Regions from separate parts of the Mus musculus genome. Here regions 2 and 3 are each linked to region 1. Evidence: chromatin loops called from intact Hi-C (ENCODE). Cell type or tissue: heart. All regions are shown on one strand.

Region 1 (8,000 bases):
CTGGGAAGGGACAGCCCAAACTACACGCTGAGGAATGCCAGGACCATGAGGAGAAAAGCGAGGAGAGGTGAGGTCCAAACCCAGGTTGCTGCATTTACTAATGTGTCAAAGAGGAAGCATTGTTGAGAAACTCAGTGTGACTGCCTTTTGAGGGCCAGGGATGACAGTAAAGCTGCTGTGGGTGACAGGGTGGCCATAGAGTAGTTGACAGGTGGTGCCACTTTATTGTCAGAAGCAAGGTGGCTACAATTATCTCAGTGAGTGGCCAGCTGGATAACAGCTGGGGCCACCATCCAAAGAGGTGGGCTCGTGGGAAGTCAGCTAGGGTACTACCCAGTTCCAAAAATTAATACCCTGGATGGACATCAAAGAGACTAGAAGCACCCTTTTCCCAAACCCTCTCATCCCATGCCGGTTCTCAGGCAGAGGATCCAGGTTGAAGGAGAGGCGCATTTAGGGCAGATGTACCACCAAGGTGAGTGTGTGAGTGATGAGCCTAGGCTTCCAACAAGGGACCCTAATCATTCCCATTTCGTTGGTTATCCAAGCACAGGGCCATGGGGAGCATCGAGAAGCCTTCAGGACTGGGCCAGTCTGAACTGACTCGGTGTAGAGATGGCAGGGTCTCCATTGTGTCTATTAGAGAAGACCATGGGGAACCAGGCCTGGTATCCCTGCTACATGAGGCAGTCCTGGGAGTAGTCTATCTCCTGTACCCCATAGCAGCTGCTCTTGAGTACCCCACTTACCATTTCTGTAAGGCAAGATAAGATTAAACTGCCCACCCTCCCTTTCAGTTTTGGGAGGTGAAGCCGACTACAAAGGGAATGGCTGTGTCTCTTTTACAGCTGCTCAGGCCTCATGACAGCAAGGGCCAGGCCAGGCTTGAGGAAAAAGCTGGAGTGGTTGGGCCCAGACAGGGCTCCATGGAGCTGCAAGGGGCTTGAGTTTGAAGTCCGCGTGTTGGCATGTGCAGCCCGCTCTTCAGGGCAGATGGTGTTCCCCAGGCTGTGGGTAGAAGCTCCTTTGTAGACAGCATTCACACAGCCTGGGTTTCAACCCAAAATAGCTTCCTCTCCTCACCCCGAGCAGGGTGGCCAGCTGCTCCTCCTGCGCAGGTTCCTGGCCAAGGTGCAGCTCCACCTGGCCCATGTGCGGGTGGCACCAGGCTCCTGTACCTGCAGGGGCAGGCCATATTGGATGCTCAGGGGTGGGGTGGGGGGGCTTCTGTGGAAACCACCCTTGTGAGTTGGCAGTCAGGGCCAAGAAGGGAGGAGCCTTGGAGAACATGATGTAAGGGATTAGCCTGCCCAAGCCTGGAGCCCAGTGACATCCACCTGCCTCCCAGGGCAGCTCTGGAGCCAAGGCTACCCTTTCCCTAATTCATTCTCTATCTGCCCCCCCCCCCCCCCCCCGCAATCCCACCCGCGCATGCGTGCGTGTGTGTGTGTGTGTGTGTGTGTGTGTGTGCGCGCGCGCGCTATTTATTTATTTTTTTTAAATCACCAATAGCAGCCTTCTTCAGAGGCCTCCTGAAAATTTACCTTTCTGTCCAAGTCCAAATTTAGCCCTGACTTCCAGGCCTCTTACCATCTGGGCCTGCCAGGCCTCTGCCAAATGGATCAACCTGCCACAGAGTGGAGAAAACCCACTGCCCTGCTGCTTCCTGCATTGGAAAGCCCACTGTTCCTGCAACACACACCCACTGGGTTCGGGAAAGGCGTCGCTGACGCAGGCTTTGAGGCTATGCCTACCACTCCCTGATCCCCGCCAGGACCATATGCCATTTCACGTTTCAGACCGTGGCCATACACGGTGATAGTATCCATTTCACTTTGCACTGGTGGTCTTTGAAACCAAAGCCAAGAAGGCTGGAGCTGGGATTGAAAACTTGGGCCACCTAGAGCCTCCCTGGAAGGCCAGGCCACCCAGGGAGTGCCCCATGTTCCTTTGTTCCCAGCCAACCTGGATTACATTTGGGCCTCCTAATCAAGCTTTGCAACCCAGGAGGTCAACGTGCTGGTATTTGTAGATCCGTGCCAGACACTAGCCTGGGGAATCAGAGATGTGGACTATAGGTCTCTACTTCTCACAGCTGGCAAAGATGAAGAGAGCCAGGAGGAGGTTGGTCAGGGTGTCTAGAGATTTTCCCCATAGTTTAGTGTAGTTTGTCTTTTATCTCTTGACCACTGCAAATGCCAAATCTAGATAGAAGGAATAGTTCCTCACAGGCAGGGTAGGAGGTGCATGTCCAATCCTGTGGCTCTAGCCCTTCTTCTAGAACCTTCTTGTTTACTTTTGTCCCATAGCCTTGTGGCTGGAGTTAAATACTGGCTTGGCTCATGGTCCACCTTAGTCAGCGGTCCACTGTCTGATTTTCATCTTCAGCCTCTGCAACAAATTGTCAGTGTGGCTCTCAACCTTGGCCAAGCCATGAGTCCATTTTCTAAGGACTGTCTGATACACGAGACAAAGTAAAGAAAGAAGACTGATTATTTTAGGTTCACAGTCTCCAAGGCTGGAAAGTTCAAGGTCATATGGCCACAGCTGGAGATGGCTACCTGCCGCTTCCTAGGCAGGTAGAAGCTGAAAGATAGAGAAAGTATGCGTGCACAAGACAGAGAGGTCTAGCCTCCACTATAGCTAATACATTCTTCTGAGACATCTGCCTTGGTGATCCATTCCCCGCCCCACAGCACAGAGGAACTAACGTTCCTACGCCTGATTATTTAGAGGTCACGCTCAAGCCATAGAATAACCAAGAATTAAGAACAGGACTTTGCAGGCTGGAGAGATCCACCTCTTTGCAGTTAAGATGTACTTTGTGTACTGCTCTCCCAGAGGACCTGAGTTCATGGCCCAGCACCTATGTAGGATGACTTACAGACACGTGTGATTCCAGCTCCAGGGAATCCAACTCCCTCTTCTGCTCTCCATATGTGTACCTATGTGTACATACCCATACATATACACATACTAAAAATAAGTAAATTAAAAAAAAAAAACACCACCACCACCGACAACAACAACAAAAACAGCAACAACAGAAAAACCCAAGAAAACAACTGGAGTTTCTTTTGTTTGTTTGTTTGTTTGTTTGTTTTTGTTTTTTTGAGACAGGGTTTCTCTGTATAGCCCTGGCTGTCCTGGAACTCACTTTGTAGACCAGGCTGGCCTCGAAATCAGAAATCTGCCTGCCTCTGCCTCCCGAGTGCTGGGAAAGGGAACTGGAGGATGCGGGCATCAATCCTGCTACCTCTCACATGCTAAGCGAGCGCTCTACCATTTGAGCTAATCCCCCTCTCAACTGGAGTTCTCAACCCGGCTAGCTGTACTTCTGAATGTTGACCGACTACGGATGCTTGGATTCTGTCCCCTAGGTTCGTGGGAATCCCCTTCTTATCCCATGAATTCTGTGACAGTCAGGGTTATGTAGGGGAACAGAACTGAGTGAGCATATAAAACAAAGGAAATGTATTAGATTGTCTTATAGGATATGTGCTGGGTAGTCTAGCAATGAAAGTCTGCACCCTGGCCAGACTGAGAACTGCGACCTGCTCAGTCCCCAAGGCCAGAAACCTCAATGATCCCAAGCTGGCACTGAGTTATGGAGGATTCCTGGAGATCTGATCTTTAGTTCATGGTGGAAGGTCAAAGAAGCTGGGTTAAGCAACAGCTAAGGATGGCAGCAGCAGAGGCAGCAACCAAAGGCTGCACTTGCCAGCAAGGTGCAAGGCAGGCACATGAGACGTATTTCTCACCTCTCTATGTCTGGGCAGCAGATGGTGGGTTCTACTACTCCGAGGAAAGGGCTTTTCTGTCTTAGCCAATGGGCCCAGGATATACCCTTGAAGACCTACCCAGAGGTGTGTCTCTTAGTTGTTCCCATATCCAGTCAAACTGACAACAATCACATTTACATTTCACTCTCCTTTCCCAGCTCAGCCTTCCTTCTTTAAAAAAAGATTTATTTATTTTTATTATGTATATGAATACACTGTAGCATTACAGATGGTTGTGAGTCATCATGTGGTTGCTGGGAATTGAACTCAGGACCTCTGCTTGCTCTGGCCCAAAGAATTATTTATTATTTTATGTAAGTACACTTTACCTGTCTTCAGACACACCAGAAGAGGGCGTCAGATCTCATTACAGATGGTTGTGAGCCACTATGTGGTTGCTGGAATTTGAACTCAGGACCTTCGGAAGAGCAACCAGTGCTCTTAACTGCTGAGCCATCTCTCCAGCCCTCACCCTTCTTTTTAACAGCTTGTTTTTGATGATAACCTCCAAGCACCAAAGCCACAGCATAGCCTAATGGTATCTTATCAATGACAGTCTTTTTAAGAAGATGATAGGCCATCTTCCCCATATTCCCTGGGGCTTAGAGGACAGAACTTACATACTTGACACACATGTTGCTGTGCAGCCTATTATGTTATGAGATCCTACAGGCCACATATCACAAGTGTTGGCGGACATGACAATTATTATTCTGTGTTTGGCAGTTGGATTGGGTTAGAAGGTCTAGGAAGCATACCTTTGCCTGCCTGGTGCATGTGTAGTCCTCCTTATTGTCCTTTCATGTGGCCATCAAGGTCTTTCTTACTGTATGGCAGCCTCAGGACAGCCTGGGCATGGTCTATGAGCCTAGGGAGCCAAGAAAGTGGGCATGGTTATAAAGGGTAAATGTGATATTTTCTCGACTTGTGACCTACTGTCAGGATTCGGGCTTCAGTGGTTGGGCACGTGTCTGATACATGTGACTTGTGACTGGGTAATGTCCTTTGCTCTCCTCTGAGCACCATGGGCTCCTGTGCATTTGTACCACATGGGGACAGTGGTGGCCAAAGGATGACTAGTAACCAGGCAGCATCCTTGGGAGCCCAGAGCCTCTGGGTTATAATAGCAACAGGAGTAACAGGGACTCCTTACCAAACCATTTGGGATTCTTTCAGCCCTTCCCTCAACAAGGCCTCAGCCTTGGCTTATAAAAAACTCTTAGACTTTTAGTAAAAAAGAATTTATCTGCTTCTTAACTTTCCCATGTTTGAACACAAAAAAAGCTGGGTGTGGTGGGACATGCCTTTGATGTCAGCACTCAAGAGGCAGAGATAGAGGCAGATGTATCTCTCTGAGCTTGAGGCCAGCCTCATCTACAAAGCCAGTTCCAGGACAGGCAGAACTATACAGAGAACTCATCTCAGAAAAAAAAAAAAAAGTAAAGAAAGATCAGTATAACTATTAACAGTTCAAGGCCACATTACTAGGATAACACAGACTGTAAGAATTTACCAGAGGAAGCTCAACATTGCTGCAGTTTACTGTGTAGTTCAGTCAAAACCTGGTTCGAGACAGGTAGGACCTGAGTTACCCCTTGTGAAACAGCTGATATCCAAATTTACAGTTTGTTAGTTAAGGGTGTGCAGCTCTCACCAGCTCCTACATTTCCACACCAACTTAGAAGCTTCTCTTTGAAATGTGAAACTTTGGGCCTCTGGCTTTGCTTCTTCCCTTATTCCTGTAGAGGGGAAAGGCCTGGAAGAATGCGTCCTTTGCTCCAGCCTCTACCACAGCCTCCGGTCAACAGACTCAAGAAATATAGAATACATTGTTGTAAACAGGAGCATCCGTCTTAGTTTTTTTCTCCTCATTGCCAGTGATAGAATACTCTGCAGGCAGAGCTGAGAGTTCTGCAGCTTCATCTGAAGGCTGCTAGTGTAAGACTGACTTCCAGGCAGCTAGGATGAGGGTCTTAAGCCCACACCCACAGTGACATACTTACTCCAACAGGGCCTCACCTTCTAATAGTGCTACTCCCTGGGCCTAGCATATACAAACCATAACAGGTACAGCCTTTGATGATAGTGAAAGGCAGGAACTTGAAGCAGCTGGTCATATCATAGCCACAACTAAGAACAGAGAGAGGTGAATGTATGCACCCCTTTCTCCAATTATCAGTTCAGGATCCCACTAGGGAATGGTGCTATCCAGAGTGAGTCCATCTCAAGTCGATGCTATCAAGGTAACCCCTCGCAGGCATGCCTATCCACTAGATGACTTTAGATTACATCAGGTTGACAATGTTACTGGTCACCTTCTGTGCCACCAGGACGCCAGAACTTATTTCTCTTATCTAACACCATTTTGTTACTTACCCTCCCTCCCCAGCTTCTGATAACCACCTTTCCACAATCTGTTTCTTTGAGATTGCCTTTTTAATGTTCTTCATCGGAGTGAGCCCATATGGTATTTGCGTCTCTGTGTCTGGCTGATTTCATTTATCATAAGGACTTCCAGTTCTGTCCATGTTACACAAGTGGCAGGATCTTATTCTCTGCTGTGGGCTGGAGAGTAGGCCACTGTATGCATGCACTACATTCCCTTCACTGGGCCATGGGCACCCCGACTGGCTGCGTGTCTTGGTTGTTGTGAATGTCTGAAGTGGTGGTTATGCTCTGATTTGCTTAGCGTACATTGTATCATGTAAGGAAATAACACATTGTACCCCATGAATCAGCCCAGCTAATGTGGACATCGGAGATGAGAAGGATAGAGTCTGCCTCAGGGCCTTACCATGGGGTGAGCCACTTTAGTGCACGTCAGCATCTTTCCCTGACCTGGGAAGTTTCTTCTTCCCTAGTTCTTGCTCAGTTCACTCCCCCCTGGTCTGCTTATTACAGAACCTTTCACTGCTGTCCAGAGGCAAGAGACCAGCATTGACACCTCTGTCTATGCCCTTGTTCTATTTAGACCAGTAGTCCTTAACCCTCCCAATGCTGCAACCCTTTAATACAGTTCCTCATGTCATGCTGACCCTCAACCATAAAAACATTTTTGTTGCTACTTTATAATCAATTTCGCCACTGCCATGAGTTATAATGTAAATATATGCTTTTTTGTTTGTTTGAGGGTTTTAGGTGACCCCTGTAAAAGGGTCATTTGACCCAAAGGGGTCATGACCCACAGGTTGAGAATCACTGATTAAGACTCTCCTAGTGAAGGCCACAGGCCAGAAGGTGACCAGGAGTGCCTGCTTGTAGGTGAGCCTCTGAACACAGGAAGGAGCTCCCAGGGACATGTCTTTACCTTGATACTCTTACTATTTGTTTCTTCTTCTTTTTTTTAATTTTTAAAAATTAATTTATTTATTATATGCAAGTACACTGTAGTTGTCTTCAGACACCCCAGAAGAGGGCAGGGGCTCTCATCACGGATGGTTGTGAGCCATCATGTGGTTGCTGGGATTTGAACTCATGACCTTTGGAAGAGCAGTTGGTGCTCTTAACCACTGAGCCATCTCTCCAGCCCTATTTGTTTCTTTTTTAGCCTTTGCTTGTGAGAAAACTCTTTTCAGGAGTGGCTCAGCCCTCAGGAGCATCTTGCCCTTGGGGCTCATCTGCCAGCGGGCAAGCATCTGTTGAGCATCTCCTGGCCTGGACCTCACTTGCCTAAGCCTGTGATGGACTGGCAGCTAGGTCCTCAAGGTCTCTAGCTTTCTAGCAGGTAGCAGAGAGAATGGGAGGAGAGTAGTGACCTGGAGTCCTTTATCTCAGGCCCAGGCCTGGAATTTCAGGGCCACCATCCTCAAGGATATGTCAGAGACTCAAATGGCTCTTTGGACAGGACACAATGCCAGGACAGGCAGAGCGATATAGCTTGTGAAATGAGGCATAGGCAGACGTCTGTGAGGACAGGACAGTGTTTGTGTGTGTGTGTGTGTGTGTGTGTGTGTGTGTGTGAGAGTGTGTGAGAGAGAGAGAGAGAGAGAGAGAGAGAGAGAGAGAGAATGTCTGTGTGTATTCCTATTTACATGTGTGTATGTGTGCATGTGAGTGTGTATATGTGTGTGCTTGCCTGTGTGTATGTATGAGAGAGTCTGTGTGCGTTTGTCTGTATGTCTATGTGCATGCATGTGTATATGTGTGTGAGTGTGTATATATATATGTGTGTGAGAGTGAGAGAGAGTGTCTGTGTAAGTCTATGTGTGTATGTGTGTG
Region 2 (8,000 bases), 84 kb after region 1:
TGCTCTACTGTGGTGCCACAATGCTCTACTTTCCTTTCACAGTGCTCCACTGTGGTGTCACAGACCTCCACTGTGGTGTCAGTGTTCCAATTTGCTGTCACAGTGCTCTACTGTTGTGTCACAATGCTCTACTTTCCTATCACAGTGCTCCAATGTGGTGTCAGAGTGCTCCATTTTGCTATCACAGTGCTCCACTGTGGTGTCACAGAGCTCCACCGTAGTGTCACAGTGCTCCACTTTGCTATGGCAGTGCTCCACTGTGCTGTCATAGTGTTCCACTTTGCATTCACAGTGCTCCACTGTACTGTCACAGTGCTCCACTTTGCAATCACAGTGCTCCACTGTGCTGCCACCGTGCCCCACTAAGGTGACACAGTGTTCAACTTTGCTGTCACAGTACTCCACTGTGGTGTCACAGTGCTCCACGGAGGTATCACCGTTCTCCACTTTGGTGTCTAAGTGCTCCACTATGGTCTCACAGTGCTCCATGTGCTATCACAATGCTCCACTGTTGTGTCACAGTGCTCCCCATTGCTATCACAGTTGTTCACTGTGGTGTCACAATGTTCCACTGTGGTGTCACAGTGCTCCAGTGTGGTGTGACCTTGCTCTACTGTCATATCACAGTGCTCCATGTGGTATCACAGTGCTTTACTGTTGTGTCACACTGCTCCACTTTGGTATCAGAGTGCTCCACTTTGCTATAACAGTGCTCCACATTGGTGTCACAGTACTCCACTGTGGTGTCACAGTGCTCCACTGTGGTGTTACGGTGCTCCAATTTCCTGTCACAGTGCTCCATGTGCAATCACAGTGCTACACTGTTGTGTCTAAAGCTCCACTGTGGTGTCAGAGTGCTCCACTCTGGTGTGACAGTGCTCTACTGTGGTGTCTCAGTGCTCCACCGTGGTATCACAGTGCTCCACTGTGGTGTCTCTGTGCTCCACTGTGGTGTCACTGTGCAACACTCTGGTGTCACCCTGCTCCAATGTGCTGTGAAAGTGCTGAACTTTGCTGTCACAATTCTTCACTGTGGTGTCACAGTGCTTTATTGTGGTTTCAGAGTGCTCCACTTTGCTATCACAGTGCTCCATGGTAGTGTCCCAACGCTCCACTTTGCTATCACAGTACTCTACTTTCCTGTCACAGTGCTCCACTCTGGTGTGACAGTGTTCCACTTGGCTGTCACAGTGCTCCACTGTGGTGTCACAGAGCTCCAGTAGTGTCACAGTGGTCCACTTTACTATCAAAGTGCTCCACTGTGCTGTCACAGTGTTCCACTTTGCAGTCACAGTGCTCCACTTTGCTATCACAGTGCTCTGCTCTTTTTTCACTGTGCTCCACTGTGCTGTCACAGTGCACCACTGTGGTTCCCCCTTGCAACACTGTGATGTCACCCTGCTCCATTGTGCTGTCAAAATACTCCACTTTGCTGTAACAGTGCTCCACTGTGGTGTCAGAGTGCTCTACAGTGGTTTCACAGTGCTCCTCTTTGCTATCACAGTGCTCCACAGTTGTGTCCCAAAGCTCCACTTTGCTATCACAGTACTCTACTGTCCTGTCACAGTGCTCTTCTGTCCTGTCAAAGTGCTCCACTGTGGTGTCACAGTTTTCCACTTTGCTGTCACAGCGCTCTACTGTGCTGTCACAATGCTCTACTTTCCTATCACATTGCTCCACTGTGGTGTCACAAAACTCCACTCTGGTGTCACAGTTTTCCACTTTGCTGTCACAGTGCTCTACTGTGGTTTCACAATGCTCTACTTTCCTATCACAGTGTGCCAATGTGGTGTCACAGTGCTCCACTTAGCTATCACAGTCCTCCATTGTGGTGTCAGAGAGCTCTATTGTAGTGTCACAGTGCTCCACTGTGCTGTCACCATTCTCCACTGTGCAGTCAATGTGCTGCACTGTGTTGTCATAGTGCTCCACTGTGGTGTAAGAGTGCTCTACTGTGGTGTCACAGTGTTTGCTTTTGCTGTCAAGTATTCCATTGTGGTGTGACAGTGCTCCACTGAGGTGTCACAATGTTCGACTTTGCTGTCACAGTACTCCTCTGTGGTGTGACAGTGCTCCACTGAGGTGTCACCATTCTCCACTTTGGTGTCAAAGTGCTCCAATAAGGTCTCACAGTGCTCCACTATGGTCTCATAGTGCTCCATGTGCTATCACAATACTCCACTGTTGTGTCACAGTGCTCCAATTTGCTATCACAGTGGTCCACTGTGGTGTCACAGTGCTCTAGTGGTGTGACCTTGCTCTACTGTGGTATCACAGTATACCATTTTGCTATAACAGTGCACCACATTGGTGTCACAGTACTCCACTGTGGTGTCACAGTGCTCCCCTGTGGTGTTACGGTGCTCCAATTTCCTGTCACAGTGCTCCATGTGCAATCACAGTGCTCCCCTGTTGTTTCAAAAGCTCCACTGTGGTGTCACAGTGCTCTACTGTGGTTTCTCGGTGCTCCAGTGTGGTATCACAGTGCTCCACTGTGGTGTCTCTGTGCTCCACTGTGGCGTCACTGTGCAACGCTGTGGTGTCACCCTGCTCCAATGTGTTGTGAAAGTGCTGAACTTTGCTGTCACAATTCTCCACTGTGGTGTCACAGTGCTTTATTGTGGTTTCATATTGCTCCACTTTGCTATCACAGTACTCTACTTTCCTGTCACAGTACTCCACTCTGGTGTGACAGTGTTCCACTTTGCTGTCACATGCTCTTTTGTGGTGTCACAATGCTCTACTTTCCTTTCACAGTGCTCCACTGTGGTGTCACAGACCTCCACTGTGGTGTCAGTGTTCCACTTTGCTGTCACAGTGCTCTACTGTTGTGTCACAATGCTCTACTTTCCTATCATAGTGCATCAATGTGGTGTCACAGTACTCCATTTTGCTATCACAGTGCTCCAATATGGTGTCACAATTCTGCACTGTGGTATCACAGTGCTAAACTGTGGTGTCACAGTGTTCCACTTTGCTTCCACAGTGCTCCACTTTGCTATCACAGTGCTACACAGTAGTGTCCCAATGCTCCACTTTGCTATCACATTACTCTTCTTTCCTTTCACATTGCTACACTGTGGTCTCACAGTGTTCCATTGCGATGTCACAGTACTCCAAAGTGGTGTCACAGTTTTCCGCTTTCCTGTCATACTGCTCAACTGTGGTGTCACTGTGCTCTACTTTCCTACCACAGTATTCGACTGTGGTGTCACAGTGCTCCCCTGTGGTGTCACAGTGATCAACTATGGTGTCAAAGAGCTGTACTGTGGTGTCAGAGTGCTCCACTTCGATCTCACAGTGCTCTACTGTGGTGTCACCATGCTCCTCTCTGCTATCACAGTGCTCCATGTGTTATGACAATGCTCCACTGTTGTGTCACAATGCTTCACTTTGTTATCACACTGCTCCACAGTGGTGTCACAGTGCTGAACTTTGCTGACAGAGTGTTAGACTGTGATTTCACAGTGCTCCACCTTGCTATCATATTGCTCCATGTACTAACAAAGGGTTCTACTGTTTTGTCACAGTACTCCACTTTGCTATCACAGTGCTCCATTTTGCTATAAGAGCACTCCACTGTGGTGTCAACGGGCTCCAACGTGGTGTCACAGTGCTCAACTTTGCTGTCACAGTATTCCACATTGGTGTCACAGTACTCCACTGTGGTGTCAACGGGTTCCACAGTGCTGTCACAGTGCTCCACTGTGGTGTCAACCGGCTCCTCTGTGGTGTCACAGTGCTCCACTGTGGTGTGAACCGGCTCCACTGTGGTGTCCCCGTGCTCCACTGTGGTGTTACGGTGCTCCAATTTCCTGTCACAGTGCTCCATGTGCAATCACAGTACTCCACTGTTGTGTCAAAAGCTCCACTGTGGTGTCAGAGTGCTCCACTGTGGTGTCACAGTGCTCTACTCTGGTCTCGGTGCTCCACTGTGGTATCATAGTGCTCCACTGTGGTGTCACTGTGCAACACTGTGGTCTCACCCTGCTCCAATGTGCTGTGAAAGTGCTGAACTTTGCTGTCACAATTCTCCACTGTGGTGTCACAGTGCTTATTGTGGTTTCAGATTGCGCCACTTTGCTATCACAGTACTCTACTTTCCTGTCACAGTGTTCCACTTTGTTGTCACAGTGCTTCACTGTGCTGTCACAGTGCTCCACTATGGTGTCACAGTATTCCTCTGTAGTGTCACAGTGCTCCAATGTGCTGTCATAGTGCCCCTCTGTGCTGTCACAGTGCTCCACTGTTGAGTCACAGTGCTCCAGTGAGGGGTCACAGTGTTGCACTGTGATGATACTGTGCTCCACTGTGCTGTCTCACTGCTCCACTGTGCTTTCAGAGTGCTGCACTTCGGTGTCATTGTTCTCCACTGTGGTGTCACAGTGTTCCTCTGTAGTGTCACAGTGCTCCAGTGTGCTGTCACAGTGCTCCACTGTGGTGTCACAGTACTCCACTGTGCTGTCACAGTGCTCCACTGTGGTGTCACAGTGTTCCACTATTTTTTCACAGTGCTCCACTGTGGTTTCACAGTGCTCAACTGTGGTGTCAATGTGTTCCAATTTGCAGTCACAGTGATCCAATGTGTTGTCACAGTGCTCCACATTGCTATCACAGTTCTCTGTGTTGTCACAGAGCTCCAGTGCTCCACTTTGCTATCGCAGTGCTCCACTGTGCCGTCATAGTGTTCCATTTTGCAGTCACAGTGCTCCACTGTAGTGTCACAGTTGTTCACTTTGCTATCACAGTGCTCTATTGATTTGTCACCATGCTCAACTGTGCTGTCACAACACTGCACTATGGTGTCATAATTCTCTACTGTGGTGTCACCGTGGTCCACTGTGGTATCACAATGCTCCACTGTGGTGTCAGTGTGCTCCACTGTGGTGTCACAGTCCTACACTGTGGTGACCCTTGCAACACTGTGGTGTCACCCTGCTCCACTCTGCTGTCAAAGTTCTCCACTTTGCTGTCACAGTGCTCCACTGTGGTGTCAAAGTGTTCTACTGTGGTTTTACAGTGCTTCACTTTGCTATCACAGTGCTCCACGGTAGTGTCCCAATGCTCCAATTTGCTATCACAGTGCTCTACTTACCTTTCACGGTGCTCCACTCTGGTGTCACAATGCTCCACTGTGGTGTCACAGTCCTCCACTGTGGTCTCACAGTGTTCCAATTTGCAGTAACAGTGCTCCACTGTGGTGTCACAGTGCTCCCCTGTGGTGTGACCCAACTCCACTGTGGTGTCACCGGGCTCCACTTGGTGTCACCGTGCTCCACTATGGTGTCACCATACTCCACTGTGGTGTTACTGTGCTCCAATTTCCTGTCGAAGTGCTACATGTGCAGTCACAGTGCTCCACTGTTGTGTCCAAAGCTCCACTGTGGTGTCACAGTGCTCTACTGTGGTGTCACCGGGCTCCACTTGGTGTCACCGTGCTCCACTATGGTGTCACCATACTCCACTGTGGTGTTACTGTGCTCCAATTTCCTGTCGGAGTGCTACATGTGCAGTCACAGTGCTCCACTGTTGTGTCCAAAGCTCCACTGTGGTGTCACAGTGCTCCACTGTGGTGTCTCTGTGCTCCACTGTGCTGTTATTGTGCAACACTGTGGTGTCACCCTGCTCCAATGTGCTGTGAAAGTGCTGAACTTTGCTGTCACAATTCTCCACTGTGCTGTCACAGTGCTTTATTGTGGTTTCAGTTTGCTCCACTTTGCTATCACAGTACTCTACTTTCCTGTCACAGTGCTCCACTGTGGTGTCACAGTGTTCCACTTGGCTATCACAGTGCTCCACTGTGGTGTCACTATGCTCTACTGTTTTGTCACCGTGCTCCACTGTGCTGTAACAGTGCTCCACTGTGGTGTCACAGTGCTCTACTGTGGTGTCACCATGCTCCACTGTGGTGTCACAGTGTTCCACTTTGCTGTCACAGTGCTCTACTGTGATGTCACACTGCTCTACTTTCCTTTCACAATGCTCCACTATGGTGTTACAGACCTCCACTGTGGTGTCACAGTGTTCCACTTTGCTATCACAGTGCTCTAATGTGGTGTTACAGTGCTACACTATGGTGTCACAGTGCTACACTGTGGTGCCACACTGCTCCACCTTGGTGTCACAGTGTTCCACTTTCTTGTCACAGTACTCTACTGTAGTGTCAGAGTGCTCTGCTGAGGTGTCACCATCCTCTTTTTGGTGTCACAATGCTCCAGTGTGGTCTCACAGTGCTCCACTGTGGTGTCACCGTGCTCCACTTTGCTATCACAGTGCTCCATGTGCTATGACAATGCTACACTCTTGTGTCATAATGCTCCACTTTTCTATCACACTGCTCCACAGTGGTGTCACAGTGCTGAACTTTGCTGTCAGAGTGTTCCTCTGTGATGTCATAGTGCTCCATGTGCTATCACACTACTCTACTGTTGTGTCAGACTGCTCCAATTTGCTATTACAGTGCTCCACTTTGCTATAACAGTGCTCCACATTGTTGTCACAGTACTACACTGCTGTCAGAGTGCTCCACTGTGGTGTCACTGTGCTCCACTATGGTGTCACATTGTTCTAATTTCTTATCACAGTGCTCCTTTTTGCTATCACAGTGCTCCACTGTGGTGTCAACGGGCTCCACTGTGGTTTCACAGTGCTTCACTTTGCTGTCACAGTGCCCCACTGTGGTGTCACCTTACTCTACTGTGGTATCAAAGTGCTCCACTGTGATGTCACCATGCTCCATGTGCTAACACAGTGCTCTACGGTTATGTCAAATGCTCCACTTTGCTGTCACAGTGCTCCACTGTGGTGTCACAGGGCTCTACTGTGATTTCACAGTGCTCTACTTTGCTATCACAATACTCCATGTGCTATCACAGTGCTCTGAGGTAGTGTAACAATGCTCCCCTTTGCTATCACAATGCTCTACTTTCCGGTCACTGTACTCTACTATGATGTCACAGAGCTCAAGTGTAGTGTCACAGTGCTCAATTTGCTATCCCAGTGCTCCACTGTGCTGTCATAGTGTTCCTCTTTGCAGTCACAGTGCTCCACTGTCCTGTCCCAGCGCTCCACTGTGGTGTCACAGTGCTCTACTGTGGTGTCACCATGCTCCACTGTGGTATCAGTGCTCCACTGTGGTGTCAGTGTGCTCCACTGTGGTGCCCACTTGCAACACTGTGGTGTCACCATGCTCCACTGTGCTGTCAAAGTTTTCCACTTTGTTGTCACAGTGCTCCATGTACTATCACAGTGCTCTACTGTTTTGTCTCAGTGCTCCACTTTGCTATCATAGTGCTCCATTTTGCTATAACAGTGCTCCACTGTGGTGTCACAGTACTCCACTGTGGTGTCACAGTGCTTCACTTAGCTGTCACAGTGCCCAACTGTGGTGTCACCTGGCTCCACTGCGATGTCACAGTGCTCCATGTGCTAACACAGTGCTCTACTGTTGTTTCAAATGCTCCACTTTGCTATCACAGTACTCTACTTTCCTGTCACAGTGCTCCACTGTGGTGTCACAGTACTCTACTTTCCTATCACAGTGCTCCACTGTGCTGTCACAGTGCTCAAATATGGTGTCACAGTTCTGCACTGTGGTGTCACAGTGCTAAACTGTGGTGTGACAGTGTTCTTATTTGAAGTCACTGTGCTCCACTGTGGTGTCACAGTGTTCCACTTTGCTTCCACAGTGCTCCACTTTGCTATCACAGTGCTCCACGGTAGTGTTCCAATGCTCCACTTTGCTATCACATTACTCTTCTTTCCTTTCACACTGCTCCACTGTGGTGTCACAGTGCTCCATTGTGGTGTCACAGTACTCCAAAGTGGTGTCACAGTGTTTCGCTTTGCTGTCACAGTGCTCCACTGTGGTGTCACAGTGCTTCTCTGATGCCATAGTGCTTTACTGTGGAATCACAGTGCTCCAGAGTGGTCTGACGGTGCTCCACTTTGCTTTCACAATGCTCCACTTTGGGGTCACAGTGCTCCACTGTGGTGTTTAA
Region 3 (8,000 bases), 54 kb after region 1:
ATGAATAAATTAAAAATCCTTAGGCACCTTTGAGACTTAGGAGACTTGACCCTTAAAACAACAACAGGAGGATGTCATGAAGGGGCCAGGTAGGTGAAGCAGCAGAGCCTAGAGAGAGCCCAGGGCTCAGCTCTTAGAGCTCCAGAGTCCCAGAGGAGAGGGAGTGGGTCATGGGATACAGACAGGACCTTCAAAGTGGCTTAGAGGGTGTCCTATTTGATTTCAGTGTAGGGTCGATAGTCACACTGACAGAGACCTCCAGAGCCAACACTACCCACCCAAGTCACTGTCAGGTCGATATCAGCCAAAATGAGAGCGAGGCGAACTGCTGAAGACCAGAGGCTACTCTTCACCCTCACAATGTGTGCTTGTGTATGTGTGTGTGTGTGTGTGTGTGTGTGTGTGTGCATGTATGCGTGTGTGTGTGTATGTGTATTCATATGTGTGCATGTGTGTGTAGGGGTTTGAGTATGTGTAGAGGCCAGAGGTAGACATCAAATGTCTTCCTCAATCTCTCTCCACGTAACTTGTAAGACAGGGTCTCTCTCTGAACCCGGAGCTCACTGGCTCACTAGGCTGCTTGGACAGCAAGACCTAGGAATCGCCCTTCCATTCCCACGTGCTGGGATCATAGGTGCTCACTGCTCAAATTTTATAAGCATCTTACCAACTGAGCCATCTCCCTGAGCCCAACCCTTTCTTCTTATAAGTTGGTGTCTTAGATATTTGATATAGTTATGGATACTGACTGACACAGAAAACTGGGGAAGTGCCAGGCGTGGTGGCACACACCTTTAATCTCAGCACTCGGGAGGCAGAGGCAGGTGGATTTCTGAGTTGGAGGCCAGCCTGGTCTACAAAGTGAGTTCCAGGACAACCAGAGCTACACAGAGAAACCCTGTCTCAAAAAAAAAAAAACAAAAACAAACAAACAAAAAACATTTACTATGGTAGATGCTCAAATGAATTAAAAAAAAACAACAACAAAAAACCCCAAGAAAACACCACAATATTCATCTGTTTTTTAAAAGAGTAGTAACAATGACATTAATTAAAATATTATTTATGAAAATAGCTGCTTGCAATAAAAAGAGTGACAATGTTTTATAATTTTTGAAGAGCTCTCCAATGTCTGGTTTAGCAGACAGCTGGATTTCCATATCTGAATTTGCCACCAAGCTGTTGTGATATTACACATCGTGCAGGCTTTGGAAAGCTCCTCTCAACACCCATGGGGGGAAAAAGTCTTATTCCCACTGAATCATTTCAACTTTTTAGATGCCTTGAAAGAGACTCAGGAACCCACGGGGTGGACTTTGGGAGCCATTGTTCAGGTGCTCACAAGTGGGATGAGAAAATCAAGACTCCACACACGGAAGGAACTCAGCAGAGGGCAGAAGAAAACCGAATCCAGAGGAACACGGGGTACTGAAAGAACTAGAAGGTGATGTCAGTACTAGTGTAATTAATCCACAAGAGGCCCATGGGCTCTAAGCGTCAGTGGAGACCAGACACAACAAATAAAAATCAATACTTTCCTTGTGTATCAAGAAGGAGATGACATTCACAATGCCAACAAAAATCAGAAACAGTTAAAGACCTAATCAGACCTTTCAGAGGCTTAGGCAAGGAAACAAAACTAATTTTATTTAAAGAGATATAAATTGAAAGATGTCTTGCTTCCAAATAATATCTGAATATGATTGTAGTTACATGAGTTTCTTGGTATATAGCCCTTTGCATGATATTGCATTGAGTTGGATTTCTGTACCATTGTAACTAGGAGCCAGCTGGTGAGAGTGCTCAGAGGGTAAAGGTGCTTGCTGCCAAGCTCAGACCTGACCCCTGGTACTTACATGGTGGCAGGAGAGAATTAACTCCCGCAAGTTGTCCTCTGACCTACAGGAGTGCTACAGCACCTTTGCCCATCATAGGCACATGAAGTAAACAAGCAAATGTAAAAGAAAAGTTTTCAAAGAGTGTGACTAATATGCATTACAGGACGGATGCTGCCTCCAAACAAAACAAAGGACCAGATGACCTCAGCAAGAACATACTTATAGCACCTCATATATTCAGAGGTTAACACCCTTTGCATTAAAAAAAAAAAACAAACCTCCTGGAAGGTCATGTGAAGAAGATGAGGAATCTTCATACACAGCAGTGTCACACATGCCAAAGTCAGAAATGGCTGCTCACATGGAAAAAAAAAATTACCAGCCTCCAGTTTTTTTGGGGGGGGGTCATGGTAAGGTCCTATTCTTGTATCAAAGAAACCTGGCAGCAGAGAGGTTAGAACTAACAAGGTTTTTTTCTCAGGTCATACGCCTACACATATGCACACACAGTCCCAACTTAATGGTGGTTGGACTTAACAGTTTTCCAACTTTATCATGATGCCAAAGTGACACTCATTCAGTCAAAGCCATACCTCGACATTTCAGCAGGATTCTGTCAGGACCCCAGCTCAAGAATGTGCTGCCCACAGTTAAGGTGGGTCTTCCTTCCTCTATAAACTCTATAACTCTATAAATCCAGAAACTTCCTCATGGATAAGCCCAGAGGTGTGTCTCCTTTGTGATTCTAGATTCATTAAGTTGACAATTAAAACATCACACTGGTTAGGTGAGTTAAAGTCATTTTATTTTAAAACTGTTTTCAATTTACAGGGGTTTTATTGGGGTACGACTTTACTGTTATTCAAGATGCATCTTCTTTAAAAGATAAAGAATTCTCTTTCTTCTTTGTTTTTATACATTTTACTGACTATTGCATGTGCATGATCTGTGTGTGTGTGTGTGTGTGTGTGTGTGTGTGTTCGAGAACTAGAGTGTATGCAGTGCACATATCATGTTATACACGTGAAGGTCAGAGGATAACTTTGTGGAGTTGAATCTTTCATTATTTCTACAGTGACTTTCAGGGATTGAACTCAGGTCATTAGGCTTGCTCAGCAAGTCCTTGAGCTACTGAGCCATGCTTGATGATCAAAATCACAATCGGAGATGGAATGTTTGAGGATAATAAAGAAATCTTGATTCTTTAGCCCTCCCACAGGGTCCTAGGCAGTATGGAGTCACTACCTACCCACTATCAGACTGCCACCAGACTTGATACCACAGCTGGACAAAGTCACCCTCAGACCATACTTTGTTCTGTTTCCAATTGTGACATCTAGATCTTCTGGGGGTAGGCATGTCTCAGCCCTAAGGTCACCTAGCTGGTTTCCAAGGTCAGTGTGGGTCTCTGCCCTTGACTCTTCTGTATCCCTGACCTGAGGGGAACCTTGGGTCTAGGCTTGTGGACAGGGTCACATAAGGAGCAGGCTGGCTGCAGGACTCCCCCCACTGTCCTGTAAAAGCTTCAGTTGTGCAAGGCTACCACTTCTTCCTTAGGTGTCTTAGAAAGGTGGCAGCAAACAGTACTCTCAGTGAGAAAACAATTCATGTAACATAGGCACTGGAAAGGCCTAGTCTTTATCTTACTGTTTGAAGCCAGACAGACTCCAATCCTGGCTGTCTTGCTTGTGTGAGCCAGGCGTGCAGTCCACTCTTGCAATGGCTCAGGCTCCTCCTTTGAAAAATTCGGAGGACAGTAATGAACCTTTATGAGCTATGTGTGAGGTTAAACTGAGGTGTGCCCAGACCCAGACCATGGCTTGGCCTTTGGTAAATACTTAATCAGCCTCAGCTCTAGAACATTCTGCTCCAGTTTCTGTGAAGAGTGTGTTAGCATGCATCCCTGTACTTGGTGAATGTCCTTTTGTGAGGGACAGTTTGTGAATGTTCTCCAGCAAGCCATTAACACGCATTGAGCACCTGAGCCAGACAGAAGACATTCTCAGGTGTGATGTTAGGCAGCTAGGCCACTTCAACTGGCCTTTGAGTGTCCTCTGAGGACAGAGAAAGAGGCCACAGGACCCGTGTTTCCCAGCGCCAGGCTGACATCAGTTTCAGTCACCTTCTTCCTTCTTGCACCACGGACCCTCAGTTCCCCAAGTTTATAGGCAATGAAGAAATGGTCTTGTTCAAAAATATCCAAGCCTGAGGAAGACTAGCTAGGGAGATGAGTGTTACAGAAAGGGGAAGACCGAGTCTGGAGCCTCTAGGGCAGGAGCGTGGAGTTGGAGTTCTGGAATCCTTAGCCTGGGGCTGGTGTGCACTTTTGAGTTTCAAGGTTTCCTCCTTAGCTGGCAGCAGGCACTGGAGTGGCCTCCCCCTCCTTCCTCCTCCTCTCCTGCCTTCTCTGTCTTCCCTCCACCCCTCTTCCCTCAGCCTCCCTTCACCCACTTCCCCAAACCTCTCATGCGAGGGGCGTGGGGGTAGGGAGAGCGGGTGGCACCCACTCTGCTGGGAGGCTGCGTGTATTCTGGGCTCTGGCTGGGGTGGTGGGAGAGAAAATGGGTCAGCACAGGCAGCGACATGGCTGGGGCTGGAGGACAGGGCTTCTGTCTGCTGGTGTCTCCGGTGCAACTGGAGATGGCACGTGACATGGGTGGGCGGGGCTGCCTGTCCACCGCGGGAATGGGGGCTTGAGCGGCTGCTGCGAGACTTCAGGACACCGGTGACTGCCGCCTACCGTCCCTGACCCAGGCCACAGGCTCCCAGATTAATCTCGGAGTTGTCGCTTGTCTGACTACACTGTTCTGGGGACTGTTGGGGAGATGGGTGTGCAAGACGCCCTAGTGACCCCTGTCTTCTGCCTGCCTGTTGTTCTAAACGGCTTCCTCTGGTCAGCTCTCATTCAAGGTGCCATCTTCCTCCCTGCCCCTGGTGTCAGCCACATGTTTCAGCACCCTAAGCCAGTTTCCTGGGGCGGGGCGGGTAGGTTACAGGGTGCTCCATCACCCATCCCCAGGGACAGATCTCTAAATGTCTAGATGGCTCTTACCCTAGCCACTCTGGCTGTGGCCATTCCTAAGGCAAGCGTGACTGCGTTTTGCCCTAGCAGTCCTGAGATGCCTGCCTCTGCAGAATAGCTTAGAGCAAGAAATGGCCCCCAAACCTAAGGACTAGGGGTCTGGGCTAGCCCTAGTAACTATTCAACTTGTCCTTAGTATCTCACGATGTCGGACAGTGTTCCAGGCACCCTGAACTCTCCTGCCCTGGGCCTCTGTAGAAAGAGATAAGAAAGGCTTTCACTGAAAATTTCCCTGCCCCCCTGGTTCCCTCACGTAATCTGGAGGCCTTGTTAGCTAGCTTGCCACAGTTCCTGTTGCTGATAGTGGGATGCTGGCCTTAGACAACGCTTTGCTTGGACTAAGTCTCTCTGAAAAGGGAGATCTTGAGGGGCTTGGGCTTGGCCCAGTCTCCCTCCAGGACTGCCAGGTTTGAGAAGTTATTTCCTGGTCAAATATGAAGTCTATGTTTACTGCACCGTGGTACACATACACCCTTTTGTGTATTCAGCTCCATTTAGCGCTATGACACAGGCAACCGCTTCTGTCCTCTTACTATCCCAACCCCCCCTCGTCTGTATCTAGGTTGGTTGCCAGTGTGGCCCCATTGTTTGGCAAGCACTAGTTGTCTCCCAGGACTGCTGTTAGTTTGTGAGCTGTCCTCCTGTGTGTTCAGTCAGTGAAATACCCCAAGGGGTAGGACAGGGAAGCGGGACAGGAAGAGGGTAGAGAGAGGAGATGGGTGAAAAGTGTCTGGGGCTGAAGAGGCTCTGGGGAAGTGACAGGCTCAGCTCTGCTGAGCAGTAGCCTACAGCCAGACAGAACTGCTGATGAGGGAGCTATCCTGTCTCTTCATGCCTCTCCCTGTTGAGGGAGAGAGGAAGGGTCCTTACCTGCCATTCTCAGGGGTACCTAGGTCGGCTAAGCCTAGGTGCTACAGAATGGAAGAAATATTGACACCCCACCCCCCCCACACTAAGTCTAGAACTCTCAATCTCCCTATTAAATCCACCCACTGACCCCATGATCATGAATTTTTTTTTTCTCCTTAAGAAAATGGCAAATAGGACAAAGTTATATGGCTTTTGAGCGTGACCCATAGAAAATCAGAACTCTTTGTTTCTGATCCAGCAGGCCTTTGAGGAGGGAGAGCTTGGGCCCTGTCTCCGCCCACCCAGGATTCTTCACCTCTGGGTTGAACTGTGGCCAGTACTGCTGATTCTGCCCTTGGCGACACACGGGCCGCACCAGGCTCTGCCAGCTGGCTGCAAGGCTCTAGGATTTCAGACCAGTCATCAAACATAAATACAGAGCCCTGTGGGCCTCTTGAACACTACTCCCAAGAAAAGCAAGGCAGGGGCCCTGCCAATTCAGTTATGAGAAAGATAGCAATTTAGTTTAACTTTGTTGTATTTGGCTTTTTAGTCTACTTATCACCTTCTAGAATCTTCCTTCCTCTCCCTAAACTCCAGCCGAGTTCTAAGGTTCAGAAGTTCTCAGGGAAACCAACACTGGGTATAAAGACTTAGAAGACTTTTTAAATTTTATTTTATTTTTATTTTTTATGAAGTAACTCTCTTTAATGTCTGTTTATGGTCAGGAGCTGTCTGCAGCCTCCCATAGCAACGTCTGATTAAACAGTGCCCAAGCTATCCTGGGGCAATAGACAGATAATTGCCCTGCTTAATTTCCCCATTTGATGCATAATGAAAGCCTTGCTCATTTTGAATGTGTGGGAAAGAGACAACTTCAATATATTTGGACCTGAAGATGAATTTTTAGTATTGCTGTCCTGGCACACAGTACTGTGGCCCTGGTTATCTCTGTCATAGGTATTACACACATTTGAAAACAGAACAAGCTGTTGGTGCCAAGCAGCAGAAGAACAGGGTGTGGAAGGGAGGCATCTTTGTCTGTCTTATGAAATACAATGCACATGCATGGCAGGACATGTTTTCCCCCAAATAATAGGTGAAAATCATTTGTCATCGACAGTCTTGCCATTTCCTGTTGCCCCTGTTGCCTTAGACCAGCTACAGGTTTTTTTCTCAAGCAAGACGCAATAGTCTATCGCTTCCTCTTCTGTGTGATTGTTGGTAAGGGAGAGCCAGTAACAAGGTCTGCTTGGACCTAGCTGTGCTCCTCTGGACATTTTACTTTGCTTTTCTGTGTCTTGTTTTTATCTGTCAATGGATTGAAAGCTCATTCTCCTTTCCTTCCCCTCCACTCCTTTATTCTTTGAATCATGTGTGCACATGTATGTGTGTGCATTCCTGTATATTTGTATGCATATATATGTGTGTGTGTGTGTGTGTGTGCACATGCGCATGAATCTGAAAATCAAAGCATGCTTGTGTGAAATCCTGCACGTGTATGGCATTTGTGTGGAGGTCAGAGTGGAACCTCAAGTGTTGGTTCTAGTCCTCCACTTGTACATATGCCAGGCCTGCTGTCAGATGAGCTTCTAGGAGTCCTGTTTGTGTCTCCCATCTCTCTGTAGTCTGCTGGAGTTACAGATGTGTGTGCCCACCACCCAGGTTTACCTTGGTTCCATGGATCTGTACTCGTAAGTACCTTACCCACTGAGCCATCTCCCCAGGCTCCTTCCTCTTTTAATTCTTCCTTCTTTCTTTTATTCTGTTTTTTGTTTGTTTGTTTGTTTGTTTGTTTGTTTTTTTGAGACAGGGTTTCTCTGTATAGCCCTGGCTGTCCTAGAGCTCACTTTGTAGACCAGGCTGGCCTAGAACTCAGAAATCCGCCTGCCTCTGCCTCCCGAGTGCTGGGATTAAAGGCGTGCACTACCACGCCCAGCTTAACCTGTTTGTTTGTTTGTTTTTTTTTTTTTTTTTTGAGACAGTGTTTCTCTTTATAGCCCTGGCTGTCCTGGAACTCACTTTGTAGACCAGGGTGGCCTCGAACTCAGAAATCCGCCTGCCTCTGTGCCACCACGCCTGGCTGGTTTGTTGGTTTGTTTGTTTGTTTTTTGTTCTTTTATTCTGGAAATTGCTATTTCAAATATTACCAGAGGTGAAACAGGATGAAACCCTCATGAGCTTCACTGTCAGCATAGAGCAAGTCCTGTTTCATCTACACCTGCATTCAC

Evidence for each region. Hi-C counts contacts between places; a loop is a spot of excess contacts. Peaks named below come from ENCODE experiments on the same cell type or tissue, not always from the same donor. Only the 100,000 strongest peaks of a DNase experiment are listed, where the experiment ranks them.
Region 2: it touches region 1 in a loop (2.8-fold over the local background); 2 of 42 quality-filtered maps call a loop at or near these places.
Region 3: it touches region 1 in a loop (1.9-fold over the local background); 4 of 42 quality-filtered maps call a loop at or near these places.

Annotation. Positions count from the first base shown.
Region 1 is chr7:63,990,685-63,998,684 of GRCm38, forward strand. All of the region lies in intron 1 of Gm32633 (predicted gene, 32633), which reads left to right. Among named protein-coding and RNA genes, the nearest start is that of Gm32633, 7.8 kb to the left of the region's middle. In heart, a CTCF peak has its summit at 4,849; no DNase peak of the experiment used is centred here; H3K27ac peaks cover 405 bases.
Region 2 is chr7:64,074,565-64,082,564 of GRCm38, forward strand. No RefSeq gene overlaps it. Among named protein-coding and RNA genes, the nearest start is that of Gm20670, 21 kb to the left of the region's middle. In heart, a CTCF peak has its summit at 3,232; no DNase peak of the experiment used is centred here.
Region 3 is chr7:64,044,290-64,052,289 of GRCm38, forward strand. No RefSeq gene overlaps it. Among named protein-coding and RNA genes, the nearest start is that of Gm20670, 8.9 kb to the right of the region's middle. In heart, a CTCF peak has its summit at 4,609; DNase peaks (open chromatin) are centred at 4,352, 4,822 and 6,132; H3K4me3 peaks cover 1,789 bases; H3K27ac peaks cover 4,123 bases.